2 separate regions of the Mus musculus genome follow, and region 1 is linked to region 2. Evidence: chromatin loops called from intact Hi-C (ENCODE). Cell type or tissue: left cerebral cortex. All regions are shown on one strand.

Region 1 (4,000 bases), 120 kb after region 2:
GAAAACACTATATCAACTTTCACTGGAAAGGCCAACAATGACATCTCCATCTCAATGTTCTTTGTTTTTTGTTTTTTTTTTTTTTTTGTTTTGTTTTGTTTTTTGAGACAGGGGCTTTGCTATGCAGCCTAGCTGACCTGGAACTAGTCTGGCCCCAAACTCACAGAGCTCTACCTGTCTCTGATGTCTTAATATCGTATTTTATAGCTGCACATAAGAGATTTGGCCTTCACTATGTCCAAATTTATGTTACAATTTTCCATTTTATAACTCTATAATCTAAACTAGAAAAATCTATATTTTTGAAGGAAGCTATATTCTATTCTGCTCTTGGCAGATTTACCATGATTTCCTTTGATATCCAGCCACTTGGTTTTTTCCATGACTCTTGTCTTTTTCAGAATTCTCTGGTAAGTTTGCCATTCTACTTCATGTTGTCTGGATCCCAAGTGTTCCTTTGTTTTGGCATCTGTCAGGTCTCCTGTGGGTTTACACAGAATGGACTTGAAATGTAAAATAAACTCCAGGGGACTCAAACAAGCATGTTCAACACAAATTTGTAAACTATTCAGCACGAATACAAAAATCAATTGAGTCCACATATGTCCAAAGCAAACCATTTAAGCCATTTAAACTAACAAGATTATCTCAGCAAGGGTATTGTTATTATAGGTTAACAAGTGTTTGTGTAGTCTATAGCGATATTAGGAGTGAGTTGTGGGGGGAGGGGAATGACTTAAAGAGCCCACTACAATGGCCTAGAGAGATGGCTGCTCTTCCTGAGGTCCTGAGTTCAATTCCCTATAACCACATAATGACTCACAACAATTTATAATGAGATCTAGTGCCCTCTTCTGGCATGCAGGCAGAACATGATATACATAATAAGGAGAGAGAGAGAGAGAGAGAGAGAGAGAGAGAGAGAGAGAGAGAGAGAGAGAGAGAGAGAGAGAGAGAGAGAGAGAGAGAGAGAGAGAGAGAGAGAGAGGGAGAGAGGGAGAGGGAGAGAGAGAAAAGAGACACAGTACAAAATTCAATGAAACTCCTTTGTGTGATGTTGCAACATTGTAGCAAGTGCCTATTACCTATTGCAACAGTTGTTTTCCAACCCCTAAACCAGGATTTATGCTGTGACCAAGCATTATTTCAGAGCAAAAAACAATCTAGTTTGACCAATGAAATGCTAAAGTTTCTAGGAAGTAAACAGAACACCTGAAGCAGGGACTTATTCATTATCTGAGGACAGATACTTCATCTTAGTAAGAGACATGTTTCAGAAGGGTGAGTGACAGCCGAGCCACCCAAAAAACAGAACACAGAACACAACTCTTTGGAGCTTTTCCTACCCAACCTTTGGGCTCACACGTGCACAGGTTTGAAGAGTCCTCAAACAACTGAAAACATAACCTCCTTGTACAGAAAAATATAAGTCAGCAAAGGAGAGCTTTTGATTCCCGGTTATAGGGCACCCCCTAATATTCAAATTCATCAGGACATCATCACCATCAATACACGCGCACGTGCGCACACACCCACACATAAACACACACACACACAACACAAATATGGCAGACAACATCTGGTCGTAAGCATCACAAGCCTTATTCCTACTGAGAAAAACCTTGAGATGGCAAAGCATTTAGCCTGGATCCTGACTCCATTATCCACCACTTCAAAGGGCTCACTGACGGTCTAGGGCCAGAGTTGCCAACACCCTCAAGCGAATAGCTGCTGCCCATTCTACCATCAGGACCATAGAACACCACCACCGCACCGCACACAGCACAGGAATCCTTCCTACCAGTGGCCAGGACAAGAGCCGGTTGAATGATGTCAATAGTTTCCGAACAGAACTTCTCTAAGGCCAGCGCTCTGCCTGGATCTTGAAATCTGCTCAGGTGAATGTCGGATATCTGTCAAAAGCAGGCATTGGACAGACACGTTATCTGAGTCAGGAAGAGCCGCACCGACACGGGTGGCCCGTCAGCTCTCGGGGAGCGGAAGGGAAAGAAAAAGATGCCCTAACGAACCCCGGGGAAGGAGAGCCGAGCCTCCCGGCGGACTGCGACCGAGGCCCCCTGCTGGGCGAGCCCGCCCCGCGCTGTGCCCTCCCCTGGCCTCCCGCCACTTCACCTGCAGCCCCCAGAAGATGTTGTTGGCTTCCGAGCCCGGGGCGGGGTGCGGCCTCTGGGAGCCTCTGGGCTTCGGCAGCGGCGTAGTCGGCCCAGCCAGGCCGTAGTGCTCCAACAGCAGGGCGGCCACCGCGGCCGCCGCCAGCCCTGCCACCACCCGGACCGCCAGCATTCTCGCCATCTCGGCGCAGCCCCGGAGCGCTCCGGCCCGCACTTCCGGCCTCTGTGGCCTCCCGCCGCCTCCGCAACTCGCCTCAGCCCAGGCCTCCGCGCCGCGGCAGCCCGGTTGCCCGGCGTTTGACAACCTAGTGAGGACCAGGAAGAGCCAAGCGAGGGGGTGGCAGGGAGGCAGCTCGCCACCTGGCTCCACCAGGGTCTGGCATCCCTGACCGTGGTGCGACCTCAGCACCTGTAAAGCGAAGTTAATGACACCTTGCGTGCGTGCGGGGTGCTTGTGAGAATCAAAGTGAGTATCAGGACGCCTCTTAAAGTACAAATGCGACGGGCGGCTCACTCTGGCTCCTTCACGAATAACATAACCCCACAGGATTCCTTATCTTGTGGAAATTATCTTTTTCCTTAATCTGATTTTATATGTACTTGTTATGGTATTGTGGCACTGTAGTATACTTGTAAATTAACTTTTTCTATTGCCTGAAGCAGAATTAGAGTCTAGTCGTGGCCTTAATTTATCAAACCTACTTCTTTATTGTTGGCTTTCAACTCTTTAATATGTGTTGCTATTAAGAATAAACATTTTTATACAAATCGTGCTTTAAACAATATTTCCTTGGGATATATTGTCAGTGTTGTAATTTTTCAATCAGTTCAACATCTCTGGACTGTAATAAGCCATTGATGCAAACAGAAAACATAAGGGAGCATTTCCAGTGTGGTTCCCAGCACCTACATTAGAAGGCTTCTGACCACAAGCGCCAGGGAATACAACGCCCCCTTCTGTTCTCTATAGAGAATGCACTGGGTTGCATAAACCCACTTTCAGACACACATATAATTAGTACAAAAATAAAATATTTTTAGGTGGGTGTGATGGCACACACTTTTAATGCCAGCATTTGGGAAACAAACGCAGGAAGATTTCTGTGAGTTCGAGGCCAGCTTGGTCTACATAATGAGTTTCAGGACAGCTGGGACTATGTAGAGAGACCCTATCCCCCCAAAAAATTAATTACAATTTTTAAAAAGATTTACATGTTGATTTTATGTATGTGAGTACACAGTCACCCTCTTCAGACTCACCAGAAGAGGGCATCCGATCCCATTACAGATGGTTGTGAGCCACCATGTGGTTATGGGAATTGAACTCAGGATCTCTGGAAGGGCAGTCAGGGCTCTTAACTGCTGAGCCATCTCTCCAGCCCCTACAAAATATTTTTTAGAATCTTTATTGTTATCATATGGGTATGAGTATCTTGCCTGCATGTATGTCTGTGTACCATGTGTGTGAATTGCCCATGGAGGACAGAAGAGGGCACTGAATCCCTTCGCACTGGAGTTGCAGACTGTTGTGAAGGACTATGTAAGTGCTGAGAGCGGAATCTCAATCCTCTGTAAGAGCCACAAGTACTCTTAACCACTGAGGCACTTCTTCAGCCCTTAAAAATAAAATGTTAAAAAAATTTAACTGTAAAAGGAAAATAAAGATACTAGAAACAATTCACAATACAAACCTTTAAAATAAGCCAAGCTTAGTGGCTCAAGCCTTTAATTCAGCACATGGAGACAGAGACAGGATGATCTCTGAGTTAGAGGCCAGTCAAGGCTACATAATGAGATTCTGTCTCAAATAAAACAAAATTTTAAAAATCTTTAAAATGACACACACAACAGAATATCATACAATAACT
Region 2 (4,000 bases):
ACGGGTGAGTGAAGTCTCACCCATTGATTCTTCCTGATTTCCCCTTCAGACCAGGTCATGATAATACCTACTCTCAGAGTCCATTGCAGCTCATGAAAGGTCTAGAGTTCACCAATGGTCCATGGCTAAGGTGCAGTGTGTAGCTGAGTTCATTACCTGCATACCAACCAGTCTTTGCAATCATTTTATCTTCTCTTTGATGAAGACTATTAACAGTGGATACCTGAGCATGGTGGAGCATGCTTCTAATCCTAGCATTTGAGAGGTGGGATCAGTTGGATTAGGAGCTTCCTTGGTTACATAGGGAGTTAGGCTAACCTACACTAGATGAGATCTTGCCTGAAGAGATAGACAGACAGACAAAATGGTGGCCATTTGGATAGAACAACTTGCAGTCCCTACAAAGGCAGAACCCTTCTTCCTACCACCTGCTCAGCTCAAGATGAGTCTGCAGTGGGCCAACAGGTGGAAGATGGAGCTTCGAGTAGGTATATCCCAGATTGCCTGACCACACACATAGACCTCCCCAAGAGACTTGACTTATAGTTAGAGCTTTGCTGCCTTGCTAACTACCTTTTGAGGATCAGGGGCACTTTACTCAGCTGAGTGCATTCTCAACTGTTTAGAATGCAGTGCCAAATTCTTGGCCCAAGTATCTGGAAAGATGGAGAGCCTAGAGTACCTGTCTCCCTCATGCAAAGCAGAGCTTCCATGGGGCTATCTGCTCACACCCTATGCTAGGTGTTTGCTGAGACTCCCTAAGAGAAGGGGGTGGGACATGGGATGAGAACAGGCTGCTGTTTATGGCTGACTCTCTGAGGGGAAGCATAGTCTTACAGTTAGGTTCTGGGGCCTCAGATGCAGAGATATAAATCTGAGTAGACATCAGGAGATCTTATCAGCTTACTCGTGAGGTGAGGCTGTGGCTACTCTGGCCTCCTGTAGCCCCCATTCTGCCTTGGCCTGGAAAGTCCCCAGTTGTAGCCAGGTGGTCGTTGCGACATTCACCCTGGACCTTCTGATCCTAGGAAGAGCAGGAAAAGGACTAGACCTATCACTTAGGCCCCTCTCCAAGTCCTTCTGTCCTCACAGGCCACACACAGAGTGTCGGGGATGTTGAATAGAGAGAGCCATTAATCTGCCTTTGGCTACCTGCAGGCCAGGTTTGAGTCTGTTTACCCTGCAGGTATGTGGAAAGTCCAGGCGCAGTGCTGGAGAAGTCACCCAACTGTGACAGGTGGTTCTGATGGGGGCTTTTCAGTGCTTGGAGACATAAAGATTCTTATTCTTATTCCTTTTACTTAAAAATCAAGCAAGCAAACAAACAAACCAAAACAACATTGTGACCTTCTCAGCATCCCCATTAGACACTGTCTGTCCTCCTAGGAAGAGTGGGTAGAACAGACGTCTTCTGAACTTACCATACTGACAGGGGTGAGGACCTAGTCCCAAGACATGCTCGGCTCTTGACTACACGTGGTTGTAGGCAGCTAGTAGGTGTGTAAGCATGGGAGAAGCTTGCCTGGTTGTAGGCAGTTAGAAGGTGTGTAAGCATGGGATAATGTCTGCTATGAGCAATCACAGCTTTACGTACCTGAGGAGCCACAAGAGGGAGCTGCTGGCTTATCAAAGACGGTAAGCAGTTCTTTATCTCTGCTGTCACCCACGGTATTTCTACAGAGAATAAATGTTCTATCATAGCCACTCTCTTACTGTTTAGCTATTTATATAGGATGCAGTGCTGAGGAACGAACTCAGAACCTTGTACGTGGCGGGCCAGCACTCTGCCACTTAGCTACATGCCCAGCCCTCTAATTTTCATCTTTCTTTCAACTCTTTTAAGTAGAATGACAGACTCAGAATTTCAGAACTGAAAGCCAGGCAGTTCAGCTCTTCACTTTCTTATTTACAAGGAGACTAACCAAAGAAGTTAAGCCGCGTACCCCAGGTCACACAGTTTCTCTTTTGAAACTGGTCAACTTTTTTTTTTTCCTTTTAAAATTCTCATGTGTTTTGGGCTCATTGCTTTTAACTTGGAGAGCTGCTGAGAAAAAAAAAAAGAGCAGGGGAGGGGAAGTTAATTATTGTTTTAAGTTGCTCACAAATGATTTCTTCCACTTTGTGGATGGATGCCACTGGTAGGCAGGTAAACAGGTGGGCAGGTGGGCAGGTCGGCAGGTGGGCAGGTGAGCAGGTGGGTAGGTGGGCAGGTGGGTAGGTGGGCAGGTAAACAGGTGGGCAGGTGAGCAGGTGGGTAGGTGGGCAGGTGGGCAGGTGAGCAGGTGGGTAGGTGGGCAGGTGAGCAGGTGGGCAGGTAAACAGGTGGGCAGGTGAGCAGGTGGGTAGGTGGGCAGGTGAGCAGGTGGGTAGGTGGGCAGGTGAGCAGGTGGGTAGGTGGGTAGGTGGGCAGGTGAGCAGGTGGGCAGGTGATCAGGTGGGTAGGTGGGCAGATGGGCAGGTGAGCAGGTGGGTAGGTGGGCAGGTAAACAGGTGGGCAGGTGAGCAGGTGGGTAGGTGGGCAGATGGGCAGGTGAGCAGGTGGGTAGGTGAGTAGATGGGCAGGTGAGCAGATGGGCATGTGGGTAGGTAGGCAGTTGGGCAGGTGGGCAGGAACTTCTCTTCGTCCCACCCTTTGGGAATAAAACAGTTGCTGCAAGTTTGAAGGCGAGAAACAGTGCGTGAAACATAATTCTGCCTGACATGAGCTCAGCCATTTCTCTTTCCTCTCTGTAGTAATGAGATGCTTAGGTGTTCCAACCCGAGTCGTTTCCAATTTCCATTCTGCACACAACACAGATGGAAACTTGACCATCGACACCTACTATGATCGAACCGCAGAAATGCTGACGGCTCAGAGGCCAGACAAAATCTGGTAAGAGGTTTAGTTTGCAACAGCTCAGCACTGTCCCAGGTAGGGGATGAAACGGATTCGCTTGCCTTGGATGTGTGACTGTCCTGTAATATCTTTTTGGTGATGCTTAGAGAATTCCTTGGCCTAGGAGGCTGATCTGGCTAATTAGATCATCAAAGGAAACTCGTTCAGACATCTTAGGCATTGGAATATCGTCCTGCACTCTTGGGACATGTGAACAGCTGTGTGTCACTGGCCTTTCCGAGGCTTTGGTTGTTAGCAGTCAGTCTCCCACACCCTCACGAGGCAGAGCCAGGACTTACTGGTCTATATTTCTCTGCTTAGCTCCTCTGTGGGGCTAGGGCAGAGGGAGCTTTATCTATGCATCTCTGTTCTCTTCCTCCCTGCCCCACCCTGGGTCTGCTTTCCTGCTCTCTTTCCTATTAATTTCCAGGTGTGAGAAACAGAGACGCACTCTCCCCATCCCCAAGCTCTGCCTAATGTTTGGCTGTGGGTCTCTGCATCTGTTTCCATCATTTGCTGGGTGAAGTGTTTCTGATGACAATTGGCAATTACTTTTTTAAAATTCCGTTTTCTCTTTTGCTGCCTCCAGCTTTTTATTCATTTGCATACAATTTTATATATCATAGTTAAAAACTCATTTACATGTAAAGTATTTTATTTTATTGCCTGGTACTATGTTATAAAATGACATTTTAAAAATTATTTATTTTATTTCCTTGTATAATTGTAGTATTCACATCTTTTCAAGGAAACTTCTCTTTGCAACAGGTGGAGACCAGTACAGAAAACCACAACCAATCAAAATGCAGAGTTGTGGAGCCTAGTCCCAACAGATACATAAGAGTGTTTTAAACAAGTTATATTATATTATATTATATTATATTATATTATATTATATTAAGCACATTCCTCCCAGACCCTGGCCTCCTCCTTTTCCCCTTCTCTTGTCCCCTTTGTTCCCCTAGACAGTTTCACTTGTATTTTCATATATGTGTGTATGTATATAATATATACATGTATACTTTTATGTATCTATAAAAATCTAATGGCTGGCAAGATTGCTCAGTGGGTAAAGATGCTTTTTGCCGAAAGACCCAGAACCTACAAGGAAGAAGGAAAGAACTG

Evidence for each region. A loop is a pair of places that touch in the nucleus more often than their neighbours do. Peaks named below come from ENCODE experiments on the same cell type or tissue, not always from the same donor. Only the 100,000 strongest peaks of a DNase experiment are listed, where the experiment ranks them.
Region 1: a loop joins it to region 2, with 6 times the contacts of the local background. A loop is called at or near these places in 13 of 42 quality-filtered maps.

The regions. Positions count from the first base shown.
Region 1 is chr2:120,975,612-120,979,611 of GRCm38, reverse strand. It overlaps Tmem62 (transmembrane protein 62), which reads right to left and starts at 2,550. Exons shown (of 14, transcript NM_175285.3): 1 at 2,134-2,550; 2 at 1,802-1,913; 3 at 344-481. The coding sequence starts at 2,313. In left cerebral cortex, CTCF peaks have their summits at 833 (motif pointing left), 2,088 (motif pointing left) and 3,091 (motif pointing left); DNase peaks (open chromatin) are centred at 1,951, 2,429 and 3,100; H3K4me3 peaks cover 1,857 bases; H3K27ac peaks cover 1,328 bases.
Region 2 is chr2:121,099,831-121,103,830 of GRCm38, reverse strand. It overlaps Tgm7 (transglutaminase 7), which reads left to right. Exons shown (of 13, transcript NM_001160424.1): 6 at 1-4; 7 at 2,734-2,872. Among named protein-coding and RNA genes, the nearest start is that of Tgm7, 15 kb to the left of the region's middle. In left cerebral cortex, a CTCF peak has its summit at 1,599 (motif pointing right); a DNase peak (open chromatin) is centred at 1,620.